Regions from separate parts of the Mus musculus genome. Here region 1 is linked to region 2. A link is a loop called in an ENCODE intact Hi-C map of the cell type or tissue named here. Cell type or tissue: heart. All regions are shown on one strand.

Evidence for each region. Hi-C counts contacts between places; a loop is a spot of excess contacts. Peaks named below come from ENCODE experiments on the same cell type or tissue, not always from the same donor. Only the 100,000 strongest peaks of a DNase experiment are listed, where the experiment ranks them.
Region 1: it touches region 2 in a loop (2.0-fold over the local background); 2 of 42 quality-filtered maps call a loop at or near these places.

The regions. Positions count from the first base shown.
Region 1 is chr12:40,560,998-40,568,997 of GRCm38, forward strand. The region is part of intron 1 of Dock4 (dedicator of cytokinesis 4); the gene reads left to right. Among named protein-coding and RNA genes, the nearest start is that of Dock4, 120 kb to the left of the region's middle. In heart, no CTCF peak of the experiment used is centred here; a DNase peak (open chromatin) is centred at 3,504.
Region 2 is chr12:40,676,414-40,684,413 of GRCm38, forward strand. It overlaps Dock4 (dedicator of cytokinesis 4), which reads left to right. Exons shown (of 53, transcript NM_172803.2): 12 at 289-377. Among named protein-coding and RNA genes, the nearest start is that of Dock4, 230 kb to the left of the region's middle. In heart, CTCF peaks have their summits at 3,586 (motif pointing left) and 4,363 (motif pointing left); no DNase peak of the experiment used is centred here.

The sequences.
Region 1 (8,000 bases), 120 kb before region 2:
TCTTCCCTAAGTGTCCCCAAGCTCCATCCACTGTTGGCTGTGGGTGTGTATATCTGTTGGAGTCAACTGCTGGGCAGAACCTTTCAGAGGACAACGTGATCCTGTCTGCAAGCATAACACAGTATCATTAATAGTGTTAGGGGTTGGTGCTTGCCCATGGGATGGGTCTCAAGTTGGGCTGGTTATTGGTTGCCCATCCCCTCACTCTCTGCTCCCTCCCCCATGTCAGCATTATTTGTAGATAGGACAAACCTTGGGCTGAAAGCTTTCTGGGTGGATAAAACTTTATTTTTATGTACTATTCTAGTACGTGCATGCATGTATGTGTGTGAGTGTGTATGTGTGTGTGTGTATGTGTGTGTGTGAGAGACAGAGAGACAGAGAGAGAGAGAGAGAGAGAGAGAGAAAGAGAGCACACTTGTTTTGTCATTCATTCATTGGTATACATCTAGGTTTGTGCCTAGCTTACTTATGAGTAGTGCGGTAGTAAACATATAGATGAGCTGTCACATTGCCAGACTGACTTCCCTCCTTTGCATAGATACCCAGAGGTTACTCTAAATAGTGTAAGAGAGTCCCCTTTACTTAACATCCTTTGCAATATTAATATTTTGCAATATTGGTTTTATTATAATTGTTAATTTTGTTTTAAGACAGTATATAACCTATGGTTCTCTCCTCCCTCAGGCTCCCTAGACCACCAGCATGCACCACCATGCATAGTGATTTTTGTCTTATACATCAGAGCCATTCTACCTGTGGTGAGACAGTATCTCGGTGTGCGTTAGATGTTCATTTCCTGGATGTTCAGTGATTAGTTGAATGCTTTTTGCTTAGACTTTGGCCATTTGTGTATCCTCTGTTGAGAAATGTCTGTTCTGGTTATTTGCCCATTTTTAATTAGATTATTGCTTTTATTGTTATTTTGTTCAGTGCTTGGTTTTTATTTGTTTGTTTTTAATTGTACTTTTAGCCAGGTTAAAACATACTGTTGTCTGCATAGTATTGTTAAGAGTCTTTAAAGTTTATTCATTTTCAACAGTTATAAAAGATACCTGGGAATTCAGTTATACTTGTTAAGCCTTAGAGCTTCTTTTATTTTGCCTCACTCTGCTTACCTACCACATTGTAGAAGCTTATGCAATTCACTGGTAGTAATCATCTGTGTCGAGAGTGGCCCCCAGGCTCAGGTGCATGGTTGAGTGCATGAGGGAATTCTCTCCGCATTGATACTTGACATTCCCCTGCCTCTGCTTCCCTCTAGCTAGCTGACTGTGGGCATCCTGTAGGGTTGTAACACACTACTTCTCTATCCAGTCTTTGGGAAGGCAGCTTGCAGATTGGTTATGGCAGTTTCTTCCCAGTTACCTCTTACGTTCCTTTCTTTTGCTAATTTCCAGCAATTCTACTGAGTTTTATTTGCTTCTCATTCATTTGTGTGTGTGTGTGTGTCTGTCTGTGTGTGTGTGTGTATGTGTGGGAACTTCTTATAGCTGTTTCTTCTGCAGTGTTTCAGTCAAATAAACATATTATCATACCTTAAATTTGCTCATTTACTCTCTTTTACCCCAAAGGTATTCAAATGAATAGCTTTTTATGAAATAATTGAGAGTATTAAGCAAAAATTATAAGTATTATTCAAAGCTTTTTAATGCCGACATTCAGCATAGACTGTTGCTCTGGTACTCCAGATAAATAACTGGCATGTTAACACACACACACATTCATAAATGATAAGTCTCTTTGAAGGTACGTGAAAGTGCTAGCATTTCAAACTCCAGTCAGTTAGGACTCCAAAGTGCATGGCGCTGTGACTCATTATGGAGAGCTGATGACTGACTTATGCCTGAGACTCATTCTAAACACCTCTCCCGTCACGCTTCCCGTCACTGGAGAAGCAATTCATAACTCTGTCTTATAAGCAATCTACGTTTTAAACATACTCTAGTTTCCATAAATATTTTGTAATATAAAAAGTATAAAAGAAAAAAAATCTTTCACTTTCCTTCCATATAGTCCTTCCTACCAAAACCATGTTACTATTATATTAGGTTTTTTTTTCCTTCCTAATGAGAATGAATGCAAGTAGGTTATTCCTGCTAGTGTGGCATGGGTCAACTTTTGTTGTGCGTTCTTTTTTCTGTTTTGCTAGTTTAGTATGGGGGCATTCAGATAAGGGAGGGGAAGTTTTATCCTAAACATTATTTTTCTCAGAGAAGTTTACTGATTCCGGGATTTGAAGTCCTGGTTCCCGGCAAACTTCAACTTTATTCATGAGCATTTAGCCCCTCTTTCTCTGTTCTTTTGATTCTTACCTCCCTATTTTTTTTCTCCAATTTTTAGCTTCTTGGTGAATAAAATCACGCAACTCAACCCCATTTACCTCATAACTTGCCATTTATTCTGAACACCTCTCTTCGTGCGAAGAATCTCCAGAGTGTTCATGCCTGTTCCCTACTGTGAGAAATATCAGCAGTCGGCATCCTCACAGTGCTAGCTATTTCTTAATTGAATGTAATACTACTTCCTGAACCGTCTCACCTGTGCAATGTGTCCTTCTCAGCTACATTATCTAGGTTGCAGAACCTGAGGCCCCACAAATTGAAATGTTCTAAGATCAATTTTGAGTTACCATGAAAAAAATTTTTTTCTTTAATTTCATTTTGTTGGGTAAAAAAAAAAAAAAAAAAAAAAAAAAAAAAAACAACCCTGACCATTCTTTACAGAGAATTTAGTATTCATGTGAGAATCACAAAAAAGAAGTAACCAGACTTCCAAATTAGATGAGTGTTTGGGGAAATGTGAATTAAGTAAGCCACTGGAGGATATCCAAATATTGCAAAACATGTTTTGAAAATACCAAGTGGAATTCCATAAATAATAAAAAAAAAATGAAAAAAAGAAAGAAAGAAAGGAAAAAAAAGCCATCTGCCTTTGATCACCAACTAATCTGTGGAAGTGTCCCATGGTGTCCCAAACTCTTCTCAGCTGTTCATAAGTTGACCATTTAATACGAAAACAGAATAGAAAGCATTTAACCCTTTTGCCAAATCAAACTTGTTTTAATGAACTCTGAGTTTCCAGATCCAGAGATACTGAATATTATTCTAAAATGTTTTGAGGACCCTCAGTTTTCTTTCCCAGTCAAGTAAGCAGATATTTCTTGCATTATCAACTGTAAACAAAACGCTATACCTGTTTCTATTGGCTTAAGCGTAAAAGTTCACAGTTCACCAATAAATTACCAAGGACTGTTCTAACTAAGGGCTGTTGTTGTGTGCGGAATCAATTACAGTGTTTCTTATGTGGATACCTAAAGCTCCTTAAAGGGAATTTTTATTCATTGCAAGAGAGTCTGGGAGACTATAGATGTGGCAGACTTCCCCCTCTGTCAGAGTTGTATTTTATGGTCTACTTTAGGAGAGTAGAGGAAGTCACAGTGCAAGGACACAAGGGATAGTGCTGAAAAGCCGCTGGTGACTGCAGTGCTCTGGCAGGGCTTTAGGAAGTTCATTCCTGCTCTCCTCATTTCCCTGGGGAACTGTGCTGTGTGCTTAAATAAGGACAGACTTTAAACTCACAGTGTTTGCACTGTGGCTAGTTTTGTGGGTGTCTGGGGTGTTTTGGGGGTGGGCAGTTATATCTGGTTAGAAGTCTCTTATTAGGATAAACCTCGATCCAAATGTTGATGTCATGTCATTTTGTGGCCTGAACTAAATAAAGTACCATCAATCTGTCCACAAGTGTGACCCAAAGACTGGGAACTCATTTGTACCTAATTATATGATATTTAGTGAATTGTATCTGAACTGCACTCCAGATTGTCCCAGGTATCAGAGAGGAAATGTATTAGTCTTAATCTTTGGACGGGATACCCACTCCAGGCCATTGCTGTTCTTCACCTTCTTGCCTTCCAGGGCTCTGCCATCCCAAGCCTCACCAGCTCACTAGCACTGGTGATTGTCCCTGTTTGAGCCCTGCTTCCTCTCCCTGGCAAAAAATCCCTTTTCTGGCCAGGCCAGGCTCTCCATTCTTAGTCAATCAGCAGTATTTCTGTTTTGTAAGAGCCTGTCTTTCTGCCATTTTCTTTCAGGTCAGTCCCTTCTAACCATGTAATGAGATGCTTCAGCCTCTGACTCCTCCACACTTTTTCAGGTTCTGCCAGTATGATCTTACTTCTTAATTGGTGTGCTCATATTTAGCATGCCATATTGCATTTAGTGTGTTAGGTGGAGCCAGGGCTTTCCCACTTTTTTGTGCAGTGTACCTTAATATAGAAAATGGTTACCTGGATAGAGAAGTGACACTTAAGAAGCATGCAAGGATAGACGAATTCTCTAAAACGGCGAGGATATTGGAAGTGTGGGGACCAGGGTGTGTTATGAGAACGTAAACAGTTCTTGTAAGTGGAGAACTGGAGCAGGTTCTGAACACCAGGAGCTCCTTCGGTGATGCTACTGCAGCTGAATGCTGAAGGTCACTGGGCAGCTGGGATCCAGACAGTCAAGGAGGGACGGGCTTGTATCCTAGTGCCAAGACTTTAGAATGGCAGCTTAGGCTACACTTAGGTGATGTTATGAGACTAGGACACTCGCCAGTTAGACTCCAGTGCAGCCTGAGGGGCTGCTGCTTGCTGCTTGTGTCACAAGCATTACCTGAGTGGGTGGGGATGGATAATGAAGTCACAGACAGGGCACCTGATAGGCTTCCTTCTCCTCCACTGTCCCACACTCCCTAAGGCCATATTGAGAACAGCAGTTGGCCAAGCTAAAATAGGGTTTGCAGGTCGTTGGGTGAGCATCGAAGGAGGTGGTGAATTTAAAGCTGATAGACAACAGGCTTAGAGATGAACACAGACAATACTTAAGAATCTGTTTAGCTGCTTTGTGTAAGAATTGTACCTTATTTGTTATCACAAATCTGTATATAACATACACACACACACACACACACACACACATACACACGCACGCACATACATGCATGCATTGCTTCAAATGCAAAACTCATGGCTAGATACTGACCCAGGTAGACCCGAGAAGGTTATAAACATATGATATTTAACTTAAACTACTTTTCAAGTCTAAAAAATTTCTGAATTAAACAACACATATGACCCTTTATTCAATGAGAAGGGATCATGGATTCCAAGGGCCTGGCATAGTGTCCTGTATGTAGTAAAGGGTCCATGAGATAAAAATAAATGTTGGCTCACTTGCCATGGTGCGATATATTTTTATTAGGTAGGTTTTCCCCAACCCCAGAGGAGAATTTCAAAAGATGTCAGCTCTTTGTCATCCCATGGAACTACTACTTTTCTTTTCTTTCTTTTTTTTTTTTTTTAAACTCTAGGAAAGTAAGTTGAAACTATTTTACTGAGATTCTGGGAAAGGAAGTAGAAGTCTTTATGGTTTTGGAGGCAGTAATGATTCAAGTATTAATTTTAATTTTGGTTTTAGTAAAGCTAGTTTATTATATTGTGTGTGTGTGTATATATGTGTGTGTGTATATATATATATATATATATATATAATATCAGCCTATGACAGTCAAGAAATTTCTATAAAATCATACTCAGAGGATCAGATGTTTAAGATCACTCTCAGCTATATAGTATGTTTAGGACCAGCCCTGAGTCACATGAGACCCTATCTCAGAGAGAGGGGGTAGGGTGGAGCAGAGACAGGCAGAGAAACAGAGAGAGACAGAGAGAGGTGACACAGAGACACAAGAGACAGACAGAGAGTGAGGCATAAGAGACATAAGAAACACGTAGAAAACGGTGCTATCTGAGATTTAATTGCCCTAACCCATTTACCTAATCTTAGAGATGAGATTCTAGGCATTTTTGACAGGAGACAAATGTAACCAGCTGCCATCCACCACACCTTTCCAAAGCTATCGTCCTTGTAACTTTTTCTCCTGAGGCCAGTGACAGGCAAGCAAGAGTCTAAGAATTTGTAGGAAAAATTAAATTGACTAATTAGAAGATATCTAAGAGATCATCAGCAGTCCTTTGGAAAAGCCTGAGGACGATGTGAGGTGCCATACTTACAGTAATGTAGGTGCCATACTTACAGTAATGTAGGTGCCATACTTACAGTAATGTAGGTGGCTTTCCTATGGAAGCAGCATCATTTCAGCTAGAACAAGAGTCATGAGACGGGTAAAGATTTGCAGTTTAAATCAGGGGTAGTTAAATGTCAATTTTTCATATTGTTGACCTTATTGGTACTAGATAAATCCTCTTTTCTATGCTTCTTTTCTTCGTTTTTCTCTTTGTTTCTCTCCCCTTCTTTTCTTCCCTCTCTCCCTCACCCATTTTTGCTTCTCTTCAGTCAACCTTTACCAGGTGTTTTTGAATATTTAGTGCAAGTACATGAGGAAGAAGTTTGTGACACCGAAATACTAAAGACTGCTACGCAGGAGAAAGACAGACAGAGGGAGAATGCAATAAACGTTGGGAGCAGTAGAAAAGCGCTGTGTAATAGCTGTCCTAATTCTTGTCAGGCCTGGGGATGGATAGGAGTGCTAGATGCATTTGGAGTAAAGTTCTGCCATGGACTGTGGTTAAGTCCAAATCATATTGCAACCAGTGCTCTTATTTTCAAAACAATAAAAGTTATATAGAACACATTGTCTTTCCCTCCTGCAACATGGTTATGAGGAATGCTGTACAGCGAGCCATTTGCTGTCAGCTGTTCCCATAAGCCTGTGCCTGAAAAGTTTTCTTGCTCTCAGAGAAGGTGATGTAGTTGGGTGGATGCCGGGCTTTGGGCACTTGAATGGCTACTGTTTACCTTATGCACTTTCCGTCTAGTCCTTTGGAGACACTGGTTATTTGTTACATTGTTAGGGAATGAATTCATAAACCTCCAGGATCTTGTAGCTAGAAGGCATACGGGGCGGGCTAACAGAGCTCAAATCATTGACTTTTTGTTCTGACACTGCTTATTTGTTTGTTTGTTTTTTTCTTTTTATTCATTTCCAGGTGTGAATTAGGGCTTAAGATCTTGATGTGTCTTCATTTTGGCTGTTTATTTTAGTAAAACTCTGTTAGGACAGCCTGTGACTTCAGATAGTCTTCCAGTCTTTGTCTGAGGAATCCATACATTCAGCTCCTTGGGTTCTGCCAACTTTACTCCATTCTAAAAGTCAGTGTGACTGAAACACACTCTTAGTCTTTTCCCTCAGAAGTCTGTCAGTCACTGGTGTCATCACTTCCTTCTGAGATACTGATGTCCCTTCCTTCTTCCTGTGTACTGAGATCAAATGGCACACACCTTTTATTCCAGTGCTTAAGGAGGCAATGCAGGCAGATCTCTGAGTCTTGTCTCCATAGCAAGTTCCAGGACATCCAGGGCTACATAGTGAGACTTTGTTTCCAACAGAAAACCACACACAAAGAAAACAACTAACAAACTAACCAGACAGAAGCTCTTTCCAGAGAAAGCCACCTATTTACCCCCAGCTTAGCTGGGGTAGCTCTCTCTTGCTTCCACCCTTTGCTGTTCCTTTCTATGCCGCTAAACATTTCCAGGTGCGCATCCTTTCTCTGCTACACAGCACTGAACTGGCTTCTCTTACTCTATGGCTGGTGTCAGGTGTCCATCTGCTTCTGTTTGCACAGCCACCTTTGACAACAGCAGCAGCCAGGGGTACCACCAACAAAAAAGTCTCTACTGTGTGGGCATCGCTCCATTCAGTCCTCCCAGCAACTGTGTGAGGTAGCTGGCGTTTTCTCCATTTCACACACAAGGACAGATGGAGACTTTTTTTTTCCCCCCTAAATCTTCCAATGAGAGTTAGAATTGAAAGTCAATGAAATCATTCCTACTGTAAGGTCCTGCCTTTTAATTACAGCACTCTATGACTCCTCTCATTAGGCTGAGTATCCCTTGAAGCAAAAATTGCATGTTTAATTACAGTTGCCTGAGTTTAAAGGAGAAATGGACTACGGGTGGAGCTTTTATAACTGACTCAGGTTACATATCCAAGGC
Region 2 (8,000 bases):
AAGCAAGGTGCAGAGAAAATGATCAACTTGACCCCCCCCCAGACATAACTCATTTAATAGTGAAAGTTTGAATCTTCAGTATCTCATTCTTAGTCTTCAACACCTTCCATTGGTGGATTAAGGTAGAGTTGAACATTCCTGCCCACACTAAGTAAGCCTCATGGCCAGGCACTGGGGACTCCACGGAGAACAATATGTTCTCCTGTTTATATCCCAGAGAGGTGTGCTATCTCACCTGGGCCTTGAACTTGTGTGTTAGAGCCTAACCGAATGGTTGTGTTTTCATAGGTGTAATACAGAGAGCGAGTGGTACCAGATCCACGAGAACATCATCAAGAAGCTGAATGCGCGCTATAATTTGACTGGCTCCAATGCAGGTGGGTGTGTTCGGCTGGGTGGCTCTCCCTACACTTCTTATATTCCCACCCTCCATTCATCCATGTTAGAAAACAATGGTCACCCCACTGTGTTTTTTGTTCTTGTTTGCCACGTAAAAACAGTAAGTATTTTTCAGCACTTCCCTAAATGGTGGTAGGCTTGCAAATATAATTCTCTCTATAAAAAAAAGGTTTTTCCACTCTCATTTGAAACAGCAGATGATCTGGATTTGTTCTGTGCTACCATATTTTGAGGCCTTCGGGGTTTTTACTGTAAGCCAAAAACTAAATTATAAACACTGTTTTCCAATGGTTAGTGGAAACCTGACATTAAAGTGCAGTAAAAACATGCATCATTCTATAGCTGTGGACAATAATGTAATTATATACTGGGTAACAAACATACAGTTCACACAAGGAAGCAAACTGCAGAGGAGAGTGATGCTGACCGCCGTGATGTATTCACAGAGAAGATATATGTGTGCTTATTCAGAGATTGCAATTATCATATGCTAGCACAAATTATATGAATAGCAATGTGTCATAGAATATATATCTTATAGTCAGTCCCTTTGAAGCCATTGTCCACTATACATTACATTTCCTCACAAGTTTCCTGGGTCTATTTTTAACATCATAGATCCTTATTTAATTCCTTGAAAAGGTTAGGGTTTTTGCTTATTTGTTCTTTATAATAATTCTAATTGTCTTACTGATATGTTGGATCTTTGAGAAACAACCCAACCTCTTCTACATTTTGCTTCTTCCAACTTTTCTCTGCAGATTTGTTAACATCTCTTTCTGATTACTCTTAATTTAATTATTGTTGTCCTTGTGGCTTCATCTGTTATTTCCATAAGGAGGGGCTGCACACTGGGGCAGTGCTCCACATATTTTGTGTCCTTTATCAACACACTGGCTAACCCGATCACATCGTCTTCCTGGATCCTTAAGTAAAACTCTACCCAAAAATGAGACATGAGCTACCTTAGTGTTGGGTCTTTCCTTTTCTATTGATAACCATTGTACTATAAACAAATGGACAAATAAACAAAACGACAGTAAGAACAAAAACCCAAACCACAGTTGCTACTACCTGTGTGGAGCATGAAAGCCTCCATTGTAACATGGTACCTCATATAAAGGCCATTCGCTGTGATGAGGGGCATCTCATTTTATTGTGTACCTGGGATATTTGAGTTCCTTGGCCGCTCAGCACATGCTGGTTGTACCTGTTTTCTGCTATAAAGCTCTGCTGACTCTCCTGTCCTTAGGACACCCACCCTCCCATGCAGCTCCTTCAAGTCTGAGTCCCACTCAACTCTTACACAGCCAACATCTGTTTGACGTGGACTCCTCTGACCAATACCTGATACCTTCTAGCTCTTTCAAACTGGAGACATGCTAGCTCCAGGCCTCACCACTGCACAGTACTTTCCCAGAGTAAAGGCTCAGAGTGGTCCTTTTAAAACAAAGACCTTCACACTTTCCAGCAAAGTACTTCCCTTCCTTCTTGGTGAGTCTTCATTCTTCTTACTTTGTTCTATGTTGCCTCCTTGAGGAGAAGAAATGACAAGCCCAGCTAGGCTTTTTCGGTCCAGTCAATTTCATTATTGAATAGGAAGCACTCTACTGACTTATATGAGGCCACAAGAGAGTAACCAGGAGGAGTCCTGTTAAGAAACCAATATTGATGATGTCACAGAAGCCAGAGATCTCAAACCAGACCAATGACTCATTAATTGGCAAGTAAAGATGTATTGACAGAAGGGTATACAGTATGACACACTGTGACACACTATAACAAGGGCAAAGAGCAGATATGAGGGGCTGGAGAGATAAGCTGTACTGGTATATGTGATTTTAAAAAAGTGAAAACAGAGTACCAGAAAGTGTTGAGTCAGGAAGAGAAATGGAGTCCGTTCTATAAAAGGGCTGCTTTCCCTTCTTGTCACCCCATTCTACTCCTTGGCCATTGGTACTGGGGGGGTGGGGAGGAGAGGAAGAGAAAGACCTTTAAACTTGCTCTTGAGACAATTCTCCCAGCCAGTTGTAGGCCTTTCTGCCCCACTGATGTGCTTCTCAGTCTCGGTGATGTCATCTTGTCTGTGTGATGGGTCAATGGGTTCATCTAGGTAAATGGCATTTCCCTCTAACCTAAGACTTTGTTGAAAGGAATATTAGCCACCTTACCTATTACACTTAGAAAATGGGAGAAAGTAGTGAGTTAAATGGCTAAAAAAAATTGAATTAATATAAATGTTATAATTAGATTAAGTAATTTGAAATTTTAATAGTTCTGTTAGATGAGAATTTCTAAATGAATTAATATAATGACCAAATATTTAAAAATATTTGAAATTCTAAAAATATTCATTAAAAATAAGCCAGATTTTAGCTTGCTGAACAAAAATGATTATTATAAATGTCACTTGTAGTAGATGGCAGTTGAAGTCCAGGGATGTGGAACTAGACTGAGCCCATGTTATGTATTTAGGCAAATTTGTAGGTAAGACTTAAGTCTATGAAAGTCACTGACAGGGCTGGTGAGAGAGCTCAGTGAGTAAAGGACTTGCTGCCAAGCCTGATGACCTAAGTTTGATTCTTAGTGCTCACATGGTAGAGGGAAAGATGCAACTCTTTCTGGAGGTCCTGGGACCTCCACATTCGGGCACATCTCTGCACGCGCGAGTGTGCACATGCACACACTAAACACACACATGTAAAAACTTACAGTATATTTCAGCATATAGTAACAGAAAATTTACAGTGTTTACCTATCATTTGTGTATTTATGTGTAGTTTGCACGCATATAAAAAAGAACTCATATTTGTTAATCAGATACATTTCTTGACTCTTTGTTTTTTGCCTTTGTGAGATGAGCATGCACAATTCTACCCTTCCAACTCCATTGTAACCCTGCGAGATTTCACAGGAGTTGTTACAGAAGGAGCCTGCCCTTTCTATCAGGGAGAGTGGCATGGCTCTATGCCAGCTGTAATAGTATTCCTTAGGTGATGTTGCAGAGACTTCTGTAGTGTTAGACTGCGGTTTTCTGTTGACAGTCGGATCTCTGCACACCAGTGTAGTCAGTTGATTCACCATCCTGCAAGTGATATAGTACCCGAGGACTTTTATGGGTGCCCCTGGCTGTTGAGTGCTGAATTATAAATTGCTTTCTCAGAACACTAAGATTAAATTAGTACTTTATGGCACCACCTATTGGCTAAAAAGATAGTGTGTTACTTTTTTGTTTATTTTTTGAAGTTCCTAATTATTAAACCATTCTATCTTTTTAATCCTTTTGAACTTTATTTCATAGTTAATTCTGTTCAATTACAAAGTAGTGAGTCATGCAATGACTTACTCATTTACCATAGGATGATATTTCATTTCATTCACTTTATATGTATTTCCCAAACGCAAGTATGTGGGCATGTGCACACGGTCGCATGATTCGATAGTCCTAGGTAGCTGAGATTCTTAATATTGGCCTCTTTGCTCCTGACTTGTGTGCATATGTGTACATATGTATGTCAGGGTAAACATACAGACGTATAGATCTATATAGTGAATCCTATATGCATATTTGCAACTCTTTGTTAACTACTTGAGAGCAAGCTGCTTACTCTATTTTTACACCCCCAGCTATGATATCCAGTGTATAATAGCAAAATCAGGAACTCAACATTGGTGTACTAAGATTTCTGACATATAGAACCTATTAAATGTTTGACAGTGTTCTCAATGTCCTCTGTAATACAAGAAAACCAAGGCTTTGTCGCATGTGGTGGCCATATCCTTTCAGTTTCTCTTTTCTTTTCAGTTTTCTTTTATATAGTTCAAAATGTGAGACTGAAGAGGCTGGGGAGATGGTTCACTGGTTAAGAGCACTCACTGCTGTCCCAGGTTCACTTCCTGGTACACTCATGGCAGCTCACCACTGCTGTAATCCAATTCCAAAGGATCTAGTGCCCTCTTCTGGCCTCAGTGGGCACCAGGAATGCATGTGGTACATATACATACATGCAAGCAAAACATCACTCATGCACATTAACACTTTTTAAATATAACATTAAATTGTACTCTAAGATACTTTAAAGAATATGTGTAGAATTGATTAAAAAAAAAAACCTCTGAGTTTAAGTTATAATCTAATGGAAGTAGTGATTAGAGTTTAGCATTATTATATACAGTAGTTGTTATTTCTCTAACTTTCTCATGGTCACTAAGATCTGCTTGCTATTTGTAAGGTACACAAAATGTTGAAGAGCTGAACAGTCATGTATACTACTGTAGTATTGGAAATGTAGCTGTTCTTCACCCATCCTAACTTCGTGACTGATCCTTTAGTAACTAAAGAAAGATTAGGAAAAGAAAGTATTTCAGACTTGCTTCATGTGTTCAGATGGGGAAACCCACATGAGAAGTGCTGAGAAAGTAGGCAAGCATAACGTTTTTACAGCAGGTTAATGAGGAATGAACAGCCAGAGAAAACCATGGCAGAGTTCCCAATCTCATGGCAGTAAGCTGTGTGTGTGTGTGTGTGTGTGTGTGTGTGTGTGTGTGTGTGTGTGTTACAAAATTTCCTTTATCAAGTTCTGCTTGGAAGAACTTCCCCTTCAAAGACATGTAGGCTCTCCTCAGACATGAAGGAACATAATTTTTGACCCATTTCATGGAAGAAAGCCTAGGAAGATTAGAATGACCTTCTTGTACCTTATGTCTTTCAAAACAGTCCACTGAAATTCAATCTTTTGGGGTAGCATATTCTGAGGTCATTACTGTGCAACACACACACACACACACACACATACATACATACATACATGAAATAGCTCTCAGCCAGTAGATTCTTATGTACTTGGCATTATGAAAAAATAAAAATAGGTAATGATATTTATAAGAATGAACACATACCCAAAACCACTAAACTAAAAGACATAAACCAAAACTTTGACATAAACCTGTGTGTGTGATGAAAACGTTGCTCTCCTGAATCAGAATCAAGAGTGGAATTTTAAAATGGAAAATAACAATTAGTCAAAAGACAACGTTAAGGTATTCTTATGGTGTCATCCTCCGGTTAGTATAGATCCTCCAGCTCTCGTCTTTAGCCAGTAAATTTATTTTGGTTAAGACTGTGAAAGCAAATAATTCCAGATGCCTCTATTGTGTCTTCATTTGACATGCATTAATTTATGTGTTGGGCCTGTCCTGTTTTCTCTATAAGTTGTAGCCATTGGCTAATCACTTCCTTGGAATAAAAACATCAAAGCATTTCCCCAATTGAAAACTAGGAGATCTTTGCACCACTAGCAGTTACAATCAGCAGAGGCCGCTTGTGCTTCTCAGTCCCGCATGTTAGGAGAGCATAGCAGGTAGGGCTAGCCTCTTTCCAGATCCCAGGAAACATGATGGTGATTAACTTTAATGGTCAACTTTACTGGATTTAGAACAAACCAAAAGGCAAACTGCTTGTGCAAGCTGAGGGGAATTTTCTTAATCTGATTATTTGACTCAGTGAGACCTGCCCTAATTGGTGCTTCCCCTTCAGCAGCACAGATAAAAGAAGGTAGAAGGGAGCTTTGCTTTTGCCTACTTGTGTTCACTCTTACTGGGACATTCATCTACCAGGCTGTTGCTCTGACATATCAGAACTGCTATGTTATACAGTTCTGACCATATCTGAGTAGTGTCAGTATTAATGACATAAATTTGTGGCTGTTCAAAATGACAATATTAAAGGATACCCAACATCTTATCACCTGGGTTGTTGGAAATATTTCAGTAGATTGGTCTCCGGTTACTTCAGAACAAACACCTAATAGGATCTAATCTAAAGCTTATGGATTGTTAGCTATCTATACCCCTGAAAATTCTCTCTTGCTCCGAGTAAGTTCCAAGGGATCCATCCTCTTCTGCTGGTCTGAGAGTACTGTACCCAGTAGAGTGGCAGCAGGATGTGGAGCCTGTGGAGTAGTGAAAGGAAGTTGGTCTCATTGGCTGGCATTAGTATTTCTATGAAAGAGGCCTCCAAAGAGCTCTTTTACTCTCCACCAGGTGCCAACGGAGTTGGCCTGGAATTAAGATCTTCATTTGAACTCAATCACAATAGTATAAAACTTACACACACTTCAAAAATATTCCCAGTAGAACAGGGGTCTCATAGAGACAGAGATCAGGAGCCAGCAGGATCCTTTCCTTTGGGGGCTTTGCACATGGTAGTAGTGTCAACTCCACAGAAAATTGCTTCTCCATTTTTCAGCTTTCTGTGTTCTCTTTTAAAGATAGGATGTTACTTTCTTATAACTAGCTTCTATAGCCATATTCTTTTAAATCACCATCTTTGTAATTTATCTGGTTTACTTTCTAACAGTTACAATTAAAAGGAAGGAAAGTCCAATGAAATACATAAGAAAGGCTACACAGGAAATTGTATAAATGAGCATATTTTCCCTAGAGTGGGATCTTCAGTTGTTTGAACTACCTAATATATATATTCTACTAAAGTTTTAATGTTACATTTTAAGATGTCCTATGCTCAATGACTAGTGACCATTTGATAAGTATCCATTTTATGAATGATAAAATAAAATTAGAAGCTATATTGCCAATTATAAACTATGTAGCAGAAGCTTGTTTCATGGTCTCCTAGTGTCAGATCAAACAGCAGGAAGTTGGACGTGTTTGTCAAACCCCTAAGGGAGTTTTATAGTTTACCCTGGCTTTGAGGGCAAGGCTCTTAAAGTGCTTTCCAAATCCTCATTAAACAAAACTCTTAAGTGCCTTTTCATTTTTTTTCTCTAACAATGTAAGAACCTTCCTTCTCTGTACTCCAGAATATGACCCTAGTATAATGCCTTAGAAGTGCAATAGTTTGGGAAGAATATGGGTTCCATGGATTTTTTGCACAAGTTACCAAAATTTAAAAGGGGTTGGGTATTCAATTTGAAAGAAAAGGAAATATAACCTAGAGAAAATCAGTAGTGCTTAAGGGATGCAAAGCCTGAGATTTGGGCATTGTTATGATAATTAATAGAAAGAGAAGGGAAAGTTGCCAGTGATTACTTTATGTGTTTACTTCCCTGCTCTGTGCTCAGGGCAACCTGCTGAGCTGGGGTCTCATCTTCTAAAACAATTTGTGATACTAAGTTTAATCCCTCATTATTTTTTACCAAATTATTAAAATTACACATGATGATTATTCTGCCAGTCCTTTTCTATGCCACTACCAGACCTTGGTTCCACTAGGAATATTTTAAAATAGGTATGAATTTTGTAATATCATGGCTGAGTTCAGATGGAGAGCCTAATTCCAGCCTCACTATTGGACTTATTTATTTTTAAACAAAAAGGCAAATGAAACAGTTTGGAGCCTTTTCTTAGCATATTCATATCTTTAAATGCTGACTTTTATGAAAAAGAGGAACCATTAGAGTTTAGTGATCATAATTTATGAAACTTCTCTTTAAGAAAATAAAAGAAATGAGGATTATTATAGATAGTCCAACTATATTCTTCCTTTCCTATCCCAGTAATTCAGTTTGCGGATTCATTTGTAACTATTTCTGGGTTGTAATATGCCCTTTAACTCGTGTGTGAAAATCTTGTTACATGAT